Regions from separate parts of the Homo sapiens genome. Here region 2 is linked to region 1. Evidence: read pairs that join two places in POLR2A ChIA-PET (ENCODE). Cell type or tissue: Panc1. All regions are shown on one strand. Links, peaks and the distances in the headings refer to the core of each region. The heading gives the core; the rest is flanking DNA.

Evidence for each region. Peaks named below come from ENCODE experiments on the same cell type or tissue, not always from the same donor. Only the 100,000 strongest peaks of a DNase experiment are listed, where the experiment ranks them.
Region 2: POLR2A ChIA-PET joins it to region 1 with 5 read pairs; 3 of 35 experiments call an interaction of 5 or more read pairs at or near these places.

The regions. Positions count from the first base shown.
Region 1 is chr11:107,695,952-107,701,996 of GRCh38, reverse strand. No RefSeq gene overlaps it. Among named protein-coding and RNA genes, the nearest start is that of SLN, 13 kb to the left of the region's middle. In Panc1, for the core only: no CTCF peak of the experiment used is centred there; no DNase peak of the experiment used is centred there.
Region 2 is chr11:107,832,138-107,838,182 of GRCh38, reverse strand. All of the region lies in intron 1 of SLC35F2 (solute carrier family 35 member F2), which reads left to right. Among named protein-coding and RNA genes, the nearest start is that of SLC35F2, 24 kb to the left of the region's middle. RefSeq lists enhancers at 4,329-4,874, 4,875-5,420, 5,421-5,966. In Panc1, for the core only: no CTCF peak of the experiment used is centred there; no DNase peak of the experiment used is centred there; H3K27ac peaks cover 3,730 bases.

The DNA.
Region 1 (6,045 bases), core at 303-5,302:
CCTTTTTTGCAGGATCACTGTGTTAAGTTAGGTGATATTTTCAAAGTGCTTAGCACAATGCCTGGCATTAGCAAATGCTCAATAAATGGTAGTTAATCTTGTTATAACATAAGCAAAGTACGATATTTGATACATAGCCTCACTTTTAAAAAGAAGTGTTAGATTTTAGTACTTTTTTTGTTTTGTTTTGTTTTTGAGACAGAGTCTCACTCTGTCACCCAGGCTAGAGTGCAGTGGCACGATCTCAGCTCACTGCAACTTCTGCCTCCTGTGTTAAAGCGATTCTCCTGCTTCAGCCTCCCGAGTAGCTGGGATTACAGGCATGCACCATGACGCTGGCTAATTTTTGTATTTTTAGTAGAGACGGGGTTTCACCATGTTGGCCAGGCTGGTCTAGAACTCCTGACCTCAAGTGATCCTCCTGCTTTGGCCTCCCAAAGTGCTGGGGTTACAGGCGTGAGCCACCATGCCCAGCCAAAGATTTTAGTACACTTTTAAAGAAAGCATCAAGGATTGGTGGTGGGGTGGTGGTTGCTGCTGCTGCTATTTCAACACTATTTCTTCTAAGAGGATAATAAAACACTTTGAGAAAGTTGTGGCTTCTTTTTTTCTTTCTTTAGCAGGGGAAAGGGATAGGGATACTGAATTGTAGAATCCCTTTGCTCATGAAGAATACAATGTATTTCTCAAAATGCAAGAACTACTTGAATTACAATACTCAAAATACTTTTTCAATTGCAGATTCCTGCACCAACTCCAGAACTACTGCCAGGGAACTTCTGAGAGTGGGATCTGGCTTGCTATGTTTTAAGCCAGCTCCCCAGGTGATTGTTATAGTCACTAAAGTTTGAGAATCCCAGATCTACAACATCCTCCCGCACCAGCACCCAAGATTTGCATTTCTGCTCTTTTTTTTTTTCTTTCAGACAGGAGTCTTACTTTGTTCCCCAGGCTGGAGTGCAGTGGTAAGATCACGGCCCATTGCTGCCTTCACCTCCTGGGCCCAGGCGATCTTCCCACCTCAGCCTCCCCAGTAGCTGGGACCACAAACATGCACCACCACACCTGGCTAATTTTTGTATTTTTTTTTTTTTTTTTTTGTAGGGATGGATTCTCCCTGTGTTTTCCAGGCTGGTCTCAAATTCCTGGGCCCAAGTGATTCTACCGCTTCAGCCTCCCAAAGTGCTGGGATCATAGGAGCAAGCCATAGCTCCCAGCCCTGCATTTCTACTGTTTTCAAGAACTTGGGCTCTGGTTGGACTGAGAAGTTCACAAAATTCCACTTTTCCGGAGAGGTTGCAAAATTCTTACCCCCATCCCTTTGAACTGCAAAAGTACATTCTTTATCTTCCCATCTCTCCAGGAAAAGCTTTCCTTGCACCCTTTACCCCCATTCCTAGTCTGTTCCCACACTGGGTCTTTATTCTCTCCCAAACAAGTTTGCCCTGTTGTACTTGGAGATTCAAACCCTGTCTACGATGCCACTTAATAAAAGTTATTTTTTAAACCTGAAGTTATATAGTGTATTAACTTGTATGCAAGAGTTCTATTTTGACATATTTTCAATGAAGATGCTGGAACTGTCATTCCAATTTTAATGGCTTTACAGATATTAAACATCAATAGGTGTTTCCAAATTATGTCTCCTTTTGGCTTTCACTTTTCCGGGCAGTCAGATTACACCCAAGGATTAAAAATCAGCATAAAACAGTCTCTACTTTAGACCTCAGACTTAAAAAATTCCGAATCTTGTGACTTTCTCTCTGGGAAAGTAAGTAAAAAATGAGTTTTCTCAACAGCAGCAATTCCAGCCAGGGTCTGCATGATAAGATATCTGTCTCGGGGCAGTGTTCACAGGTTCCAGCCAATACTGCCTGATCCAGATCCAACTGTGAGCTGTCTCTCTTCCAACAACATACTCATTTTATATTCCTCTGACACTGCTTCAAAAAGGACATGGAGAAAGAAGTCTATTTTCAACACATGCTGTGTCTACAATGATGACATGCATGGTGATACCCACCACCCACATCACAAACACCCTGCCAAGTCCTAAGCTAATTCGACTTCACAATGGCAAGCTTTTCAGATGCCCAGAGGTTTTATGGTGATTATTTGACGATTCAACACGAAAGCAGCTCCTGTTGTTTGCCACATCCACACTGAGCTTTCCATTCATTCAGAATGACAAGGCATTCATAGCGTCTCGCAATCAATTTTGAGATGTCTCTGTGAGTGAAAGAGCTCCATTGGCAACATTGCAAGGCCCTTTTTGTAAGTCACCATTTCCATCCCTACCCCATCCTGTCAGAATGACTGGGGTCACATTCATATTGCAGACCAGCAGAATCAGTGGGAAGCCGAACTTGGAAGATTGGATTTGATCTCATGCATCATACTATCTTGATTTTGGAAATGAGAGACAGTCACATGCAATTTGAGAGACTGCCAACCTGAGACACATTTTGAATTATACCATATGTCACTGGCTTTAAGCATGGTTTCAGACCAGTTCATTTTGAATGACACTCGCGGTGGCTCACGCCTGTTATCCCAGTACATTGGGAGGCCGAGGCTGGCAGATCACGAGGTTACGAGATTGAGACCATCCTGGCTAACACGGTGAAACCCCGTCTCTACTAAAAATACAAAAAATTAGCCGGGCGCGGTGGCGGGCACCTGTAGTCCCAGCTACTTGGGAGGTTGAGGCAGGAGAATGGCGTGAACCCGGGAGGCGGAGCTTGCAGTGAGCCGAGATCGCGCCACTGCACTCCAGCGTGGGCAACAGAGCGAGACTCTGTCTCAAAAAAAAAAAAAAAAAAAAAAAAAAAAAAAATCACAGGCCAGGAATGGGGGCTCACGTCTGTAATCCTAGCACTTTGGAAGGTCCAGCTGGGAGGATTGCTTGAGTTCAGGAGTTCAAGACCAGCCTGGGCAACATAGTGAGACCTCATCTCTATTTTTTTTAATTAAAAAATTTTTTAAAAAAGAAAGGGCACATCTCAGACATGTAATACGACTAATGATTAGTCTCTGAGCCATACAGCATTCTGCTCCTGAGAAAGATGTACATAGTGAAATAAATGTATTTCCCTTGAAGACCTCTGTATGTGGTTTCATCTTGTCTTTTTCATCTTTTCCTAGTATTTTCAGTGTCATAGATATGTTTATTCTGATGCCACAATGGCTGATGTGAACTTTCAGCTGAGGCTGTATTTAATCTGCAATTAATTCTCTGAAATCAAAGGACATCCTTTTTATCTGCAGTGAAAAGGTAAAGCAAGCCCAATTCTTCAGACCTAGCTGTACAAACCACATGGACACTTATCTGTGGAGATAAGAATGAAGGTATATCTCTGCTGGTAGAAAATGACGTATTATTACCTGACAGCAGGACATATATTTAGATAAGCATCATTTTTGATTTGCACTTCAAAGCTGGCTAATGTTCTTTTGAATATTATTTATGATGATTTGAAAAAGACATACCAGAAGAGTTTTTTGTTGTTGTTGTTGTTGTTAATCTGGGTGCCAATCAAAAAAGAACTCAACCAGCCGGGTGCGGTGGCTCATGTGTGTAATGCCAGCACTTTGGGAGGCCGAGGCGGGTGGATCACAAGGTCAGATCGAGACCATCCTGTCCAACATAGTGAAACCCCATCTTTACTGAAATACAAAAAATTAGCTGGGTGTGGTGGTGCGCAGCTGTAGTCCCAGGTACTCGGGAGGCTGAAGCTGGGGAATTGCTTGAACCCGCGGGAGGCGGAGGTTGCAGTGAGCTGAGATTGTGCCACTGCACGCCAGCTTGGCGACAGAGCGAGACTCTGTCTCAAACAAAACAGAAACAAAAAACAAAACAAAACAAAACAAAAACTCAGCCTTGAAATATGAGTTGTTCTAAGTTACAATACTATTTAATTGTAAATTATTATAACCCTTCATTATAGTGTCTTATATTTTCTGGGAAGAGACAAATTTATTCAAATTTTGTTTGGCTGGAGTTTCCTTGAAGCTATCAGGGCTCTTTGGCTAAGTGATATTAGATTCTAGCCATGTTTATGAAATCATTCTTTCATCATCAACACCGACCTCTTTCATTAATAAAAACTTCTTGGTCATATTTCATAACTTTTTTTTTTTAAGAGACAGGGTTTTGCTATGTTGGCTAGGCTGGATTCAAACTCCTGGGCTTGAGCTGTTCTCCTGCCTCAGCCTCCTGAGTAGCTGGGACTATAGTTACACACCACCACACCTAACTACTTCATAACTTTTAGTTTTTTGGGTTTTTTTGAGACAGGGTCACTTTGTCACCCAGGCTGGAGTGCAGTGGCATGATCATGGCTCACTGCAACCTTGACCTCCTGCGCTCAAGTGATCCTTCCACCTCAGCCTCCAGAGTAGCTGGGACGACAGGCGTGTGCCACCAGACTCAGCTAATTTTTGTAATTTTTGTAGAGATGGGGTTTCGCCATGTTTCCCAGGCTGATCTTAAATTCCTGAGCTCAAGTGATCTGCCCTCCTCAGCATTCCAAAGTGCTGGGATTACAGGCATGAGCCACTGTGCCCAGCCTAATCTTACTGTTCTATGACTATAAAATACTTGAGATCAAGGTCTCTGTAGCCATATTTGTGTTATTGAGGTTGATGAAGAAATCGAGGGGAAAAGAAGAGAAAGAGTGAGGTCTATCGCTGCCTCTTTTAATGTGGTAGAACTTTTTGTCTTATAGAAAGCGTGGAGCCTTTTTAAATGAATGCTTCACACTGGACATCACCCAGTGGTACTTAAACTAGACTACATGATGTAGGCACAAGTTTCAATAGAGAGTAGGAGAGATACCTCCACAATATGTGGGCTTAATTTCAAGCACAGGGAGTAATTGTCTCCTACCAGACCTCCAATAAGGTTTCCAGACTGTTCCAGCTAGAGGAGATTTCAAAGATACTAGGTTCAACAGTGAGATTTTATAGGGGTGGGGGACAGGGTTAGAGAAGTTACACAACTACCCATGTTTTGTTCGTGGCAATGCTGGGGTGACAAGCCAGATCCCCTGATGTTTAGACCAATGTGTTTCCAAGTGGCAACTCTATTAAATTGGATTTCTTTATGGAATCTGTCTTCACAGCTCTCGGGTGGGGGAAAAAAAAGCAAAATATGGTTCCTTTTGTCTGTGGCCCAAAGACTGTATCCCATTCCACACATATATAATTGGAAGTGTTTAATTGTGTGGCTACCCATGACCAGGTTTCTCTTTTATAGGCTGGAAAATGTATTGACACTTGTCCTGGCTGGATATCCAGGTATTTTTTTACTAAAGATTCAGCTTCTAGTAGTGCAGTTACTTGAAAAAGGGTGGGCTCAGGGGTGCTGGAATCAGAAGCCTTCTGAATCTCTCAGAATCTTTCTAATGTCTGTTTAGTGATAGACACTTTAGCCATCATTAAGGCTGGAAGTGGAAAGGAAATATCAGCAAGGGTTGAAATTTTAGCTGTGGAGAGGAATAAGTGCTTCTATGACCTCTAAGTTTCCCTACAATGTAATATCATTGGATGGTTTCCTTAAGAACTTTATTTACAACTCTCAGATGCTAAAACCAGCTGCTTACAGATATCTTTCCTATCTTTCCCTACTCTCAAGGAACATGATCTAAACATGAGTCATCACAGGCACCAAGATCTTGGCTAGAAAATCTTCCTAGTGACACGTATCCTATTCTCTGAGAGTTGCCAAAGGAATTCTTTCCATAGCTTCTTCCTCAGAACAGAGGCAATAGGGCATAGTGGAAAAAGATGGACTTTGGCAACAATTAATTAATCCTGAGCAAGCCACTTATTAGTGTTTGACCTAACACAAGTAAATTAAACTCCATGAGCCACACTTTTCTCATCTAAATATAGAAATAATGCTACCTATCTCAGAAAGTAATGGAAGAAGTAGAAATGGTGAATATAAAAATACACACAAAGTACAAAACATAGTAGAATCTAGGTAAATGATAACATTTAAACATAATTTTTAGGTTACATTGGGCTAATACTATGGAACCC
Region 2 (6,045 bases), core at 707-5,706, 140 kb before region 1:
GAGCTCAGCCTCTGGAGCCACACTGCTTGGGTTGGTCTCCAGGTTCTGCCATTTGCTAGTTGTGTGATATTGGGCAAGTTACTTAACATCTCTGTGCCTCCATTTCTGTTATCTGTAAATAGCAGTAATAATGGTACCCATCTCAGGATTGTTGGGAGGATTAAATCAATTAGCGCTTGGTATATAGTATACACTCAATAAGTGTTAGATGTCATAATTATTATTACCATTACTATTACTAGATATTGTGAGACTATGTGTGTATAAGGTGGGGGTGGGTGGGTGGCAAAAAATCCATAACACGATGTCTGCATTTAGAATCTAGTAAAGCAAGTGGAACATATAAAACACTACAGGCAGAATATAGAAAATGGAAAAAGAGGATTGCAACCAAAATGTCATAGGAATTTAGAGGTCATCATTCTGGTAGTGGGTGCCTTTCTTACTATCTTTATTCCCACAATTAATTTACTTTTTTATTTTTATTTTGAGACAAACTCTCACTCTGTCGCCCAGGCTGGAGTGCAGTGGTGCCATCCCAGCTCACTGCTACCTCTGCCTCCCAGGTTCAACTGATTCTCCTGCGTCAGCCTCCCGAGTAGCTGGGATTACAGGTCTGTGCAACCATGCCCAGCTAATTTTTTTTTTTTTTTTTTTAGTAGAGACAGGGCTTCTCCATGTTGGCCAGGCTGGTTTCGAACTCCTGACCTCAAGTGATCCACCTGCCTCGGCCTCCCAAAGTGCTGGGATTACAGGCATGAGCTGCTGCTCCTGGCCTTATTTCAGTTTTTTAGCATGGCAGAATGTAAAGAACACAGGCTTTGGAATCATATTTGGATTTTAATCTAGTGCTGCTATTTATTTGGCACATAAACTTGGTTAAAAGACTTAAATGCTGCCAGAATGATACATATATAGTGTTGTATGAACATGCAGTATGTTAATATACGTAAGAGCTCATCAGTGGCTAGCACTTCCCTGTCTTTTATTATGTAGGGGATGGGACAGTACTAATGTGTCCCCTGTGTTCTTCACTAAGTCACATGGGACATAATGCATAAGAATAAATCACTGGATTTATACTTTCAATTTTTGTTGGTTTCCATGGAACTAGTTCAGCAGTTTCTGGCTTGATGGCCTGGTTTTATTTTCTCCCTGGCAAACGATGAAAGTGTTTCAATCCAAGGTAGCTCCCAATCAGCTTTGCCTGCAGTTTTTTAATAGACTCTTTATTTGATGTGATTATTTTGTTACTAAGGAAATTCGCTGAGATGAATGTAAATAGTTATAACATTATGATTCAAGTGTTGTTTTAAAGTATCACATGCATTGTTGACTTTGTATATTCGTTTTCTATTGCTGTCATAACAAATTACCACCAATTTAGTGGTTTAAAACAACACCAATTTAATATCTTACTGTTCTGTAGGTCAGAAAGCCAACATTCATCTTCCCGGGCTAAAAATCAAAGTGTTGCAGGTGTTGCATTCTTTTCTGGAGGTTTTAGGGGAGAATCAATTCCTGGCCTTTTCCACCTTCTGGAAGCTGCCTGCCTTCCTTGGCTTGTGACTTCAAAGCTAGCAACGTTGCATCTCTCTGAGCCTTCTGTAGTTATAGCTCCTTCTGACTACAGCTGGGAAACGTTTTTGCTTTTAAAGTCTCATGTGATTAGATTGGGGCTACCTGGTTAATCCACATCTACAGAAGTCCCTTTTGCCTTGTAAGGTAACCTATTCACAGGTTCAGGGGTGAGGGAGAGAGTGTGGACACTTTTGGAGGACCAGTATTCTTCCACCTACATTTAGTGGTAGAACCCAGAAATGATGCCCCCCACCAGACAAAAAAAAAGCTTTAGAGCACAAAGAAATAAGAACACCTAGATGTTGGTGAAAATGTAAGCAATAGTTCTACAGCTTTCTAGAGCTCATGAACAGCAGGGAAACAAAAAAGAAAAAGAAAAAATGTAAGTGATAATTCATAAAATGTCAAGGAAACCTTTACTCAACTTTCACCCACAATCTTTTACACATACTCAGTGTTTGAAATAATAAACCAATAATTGCTACTGACTGTTTAGGTTATACCACAGATTAGAAAAATACTGATTCCTTTGGATGAGCTGCATGTTCAGGCTCCATTCATGCTGGAGAATTTACAATGCTGTCCGCTTTGCTGGGATGACAATTCCTATAGCCCTTCTCTTGACCCAGACAACTTGTCTTTATTCTTCAAGTCAAGACCTTATGAATAAGGCTTTCCATGAATCCCAGATTTGGTTAGATCTCATCCTACCTTGTACATCTCTTTGTTCACCCTCACCACATTTGGAATTGTTGCTTTACTATTCTTCTTCACTGCTGTATTGTGAATTCCATGAGGACAGGGGCTCCGTTTCTCTGCTCCCATAGCTTGACACAGTGTTAGGATCTAAAAAAAACATGCTGAATTGAATTGGGTACCATTAAGGAGATGGTAATAAGAGTCATTGTGTTTGGGAGGCTGAGGCAGGCAGATCGCTTGAGTCCAGGAGTTCCAGACCAGTGTGGGGAACATGGTGAAACCCTGTCTCTACTAAAAATAAAAAAATTAGCTGGGCATGGTGGTGTACACCTGTAGTCCCAGTTACTTGGGGGCTGAGGTGGGAAAATCACTTGAGCCCAGGAGGCTGCAATGAACCCTGATTATGCCACTGCGCTCCAGTTTGGGCGACAGAAACCTGACCCTGTCTCAAAAAAAGGAAAAAAAAAAAGTCACTGTGGGCTATTGAAGCTGCCTTCCAGGTTCGGACTATTTCCACTAAGCAGGGAAGGGAAATTCGCACACATTCCAGTCTCTAGGTAAAAATCTTGAAGTGGTGTGCTACTGCAAAGTCCTCTCTTGAAAAAAGACACAGGTATAACCTCTGATTTGATTGTTTTGAGATAGATGACCTCCCGCAGACAAGGCTGCAGTTTACCAGGTGTACTGTGTTCAGCCTGTAGGTGTAGTTACCTTCAAATACCTTAAGTGGCTGTTTGCTCTTGCTCCACGCTTTTCTGTTTTTGCATGTGAGTGTGCGTGTTAATGATTTAAGGCATTGATTGTTGGCCTCTTTAACTAGCACCCGTTTGATTTTCTGCGTAACTCTCTCTCATTTTCTACAGGACTTGATATTGGTAGCTTTTATCTTATTGGCTATGGGATGATATTATGATGGTTTACAGTTGTCAGGTATTACAGGAGTTGTATATTTTGTATATTTCAGTAGTGTGGACAATATGATTGAAGTGTGTTAGGATATTTTTGCATACAGAATTCCAACTTAAATGTATAATAATTATAATTCCATAATAACTGAATCTGTAGTCATGCAATATGTTATGTATTATAAAATGTATGGAAAAATATACTTAGATATGAGTATATATGATATGAGTATATATGATCAGATAAAGTTTGGGCATTTATAGAGAGAAATCGCATTAGCCTGTATTTTTACGGCTGTGGAAATCTAGCCTGTGTTTTTGTAGCTTCATTCATTTTATTTTTCTTTGAGATGGAGTTTCACTCTTGTCACCTAGGGTGGAGTGCAATAGCGCGATCTCGGCTCACTGCAACCTCCGCCTCCTGGGTTCAAGTGATTCTCCTGCCTCAGCCTCCCAAGTAGCTGGGTTTACAGACATGCGCCACCACACCCGGCTAATTTTGTATTTTTAGTAGAGATGGGGTTTCACCATGTTGGCCAGGCTGTTCTCGAACTCCTGACCTCAAGTGATCCACCCACCTTAGCCTCCCAAAGTGCTGGGATTACAGGGGTGAGCCACCGCGCCCAGCCGCTTCATTCATTTTCGTCAACGTTTGGATGCATCCTCTATTTGGAATTTATTTTGTAATGCCTAACCTTGTTTTTACTCTAACTCGCTACTTTAAATTTTCCCTGTTTGTCTCTTTAATCACCTAGCCTTGCTTCTCCTGTAAATAAGACTCTCTAGCTGGGAAAGCCGGACAAACTCCAACTGACCCCTTAATTTACAAGACACTAAGGGCTCCTTACCCAATCCCCTTCCGCAAGGAGTTAACCTGTGTAAGTAGATCCTCAGCATTTCAAAGGAGCCCAATTAACTGATAAGGTACTGAAACAAACAATGTATGAAGTTCCCAGGATTTTACACAGAGATAACAACATAAAGCCTTGAGTCCGTGTCCGGCATAGCATCTATATCTAACTCTAATGAAAGATTTAGAGCCCCACACCTGGTTCCGTTGCTTTTTTGTAACCATTTGTCTTTTTAAATTGTTTATCTCTCTGTAACCATTTGTTTCTTTGATTCTTGCATGTTTTTACTTCTGTAGAATTATTGCATTTAACTTCCCCTCCCCTTCCTAAACCAAGGTATAAAAGTTAATCAAGCCCCTTCCTTGGGGCCGAGAGAATTTTGAGCGTTAGCCATCTCTTTGGCTGCTGGCTTAAATAAAAGACTCTTAATTCGTCTCAGAGTGTGGCGTTTTCTCTAACTCGCCTGGGTGTAACAATTTTAACAAGAGTCATGTAGGAGGGAACATGGTTAGCAAAAGCACTCTACTTAGTGCCAGTAGGTTTGTATTTTGCTCCTGATTCTGATACTTTTGAACAGCATCAGTTAGGCAACCCATTTCACCTCTCTCCTTTTTTTTTTTTTTTTTTTGAGACAGAGTCTCACTCTGATGCCCAGGCTGGAATGCAGTGGTGTGATCTTGGTTCACGGCAACCTCTGCCTCCCAGGTTCAAGCTATTCTCCTGCCTCAGCCTCCCAAGTAGCTGGGATTACAGGCATGTGCGACCACGCCTGGCTAATTTTGTATTTTTAGTAGAGACAGGGCTTCACCATGTTGGCCAGGATGGTCTTGATCTCTTGAGCTCGTGATCTGCCCACCTCAGCCTCCCAAAGTGCTGGGATTACAGTCGTGAGACACCGCATCCAGCCATTTCAACTCTCTTAGCTTCAGTTTCTTCATCTGCAACCACACAGCATTGGCAAATGGATCAAAAATAAAATAAGATAGGGTATAGAAGAGTTTTTGTAAACTGTGAGACACTATAAAAAACATAGACAAGGTATTCTGATGGCGTCCATTAGCATGAATGTAATAAGTAAATAAATAATACTTGATGATGATGGATGCCCCACTGGCAAGTCCAGGGAGCTTTAAGTCAGCAGTTTGGAAATCTCAAATTGTCAACAGAGGATCACAGACCAGAAGAGGTTGGGAGAGAAACAAAAGATGGAATGTGAGCTGCAAATCCAAATTAGCCACAAGGATTAAACATGAGGAGTTGAGGGGAAGCCTTCCAATGTTATATTTTCTTCTAGTCCCTGTACTTTCCTGACAGAATGTAGATTTTGTTTGTTTGTTTTTGAGACAGGGTCTCACTCTGTCACCCAGGCTGGAGTGCAGTGGCATGATCATGGCTCACTGCAGCCTTGAACTCCCTGGGGTCAGGTGATCCTTTCATCTCAGCCTCCTAAATAGCTGGGACTATAGGTGCATGCCATCATACCCGGCTAATTTTTGCATTTTTTTCTGTAGAGAAGGCATTTGATCATGTTGCCCAGGCTTGTCTTGCACTCTTGGGCTTCAGCAGTCTGCCCACCTTGGCCTCTCAAAGTGCTGGGATTACAGGCATGAGCCACCACACTTGGCTGTAAATAGATTTCTCATTGTTTGAAAACTAGTATGTACAGAATAAAAAGAAAATAACAAAAAATTTCCACAATCCCACCCAAATTATCTGGTTCTTTTAAGGTTTAGTCAATCAGGCAATTTGATCCATCAATCAATTCATCAAGTCATTGACTTCTAAACCCTCCCACTACTATCTTTTGGCTCCAGGCCTTTTCTTGTTCTCGTAGATTCAGAATAGAATAAACCAGTTCCGGGAACTAACAACATTGGGAATGCTCAGAGGTAGAAGCTGTCTTGATTGGAAATATCCTGAGTTACAACTAAAGTGACTGGATATAACCTAGTGGGTTACTTGCTGGATCTAGACCCATACTAAACTTGCTCTGCTCCAAACTTCTGTTG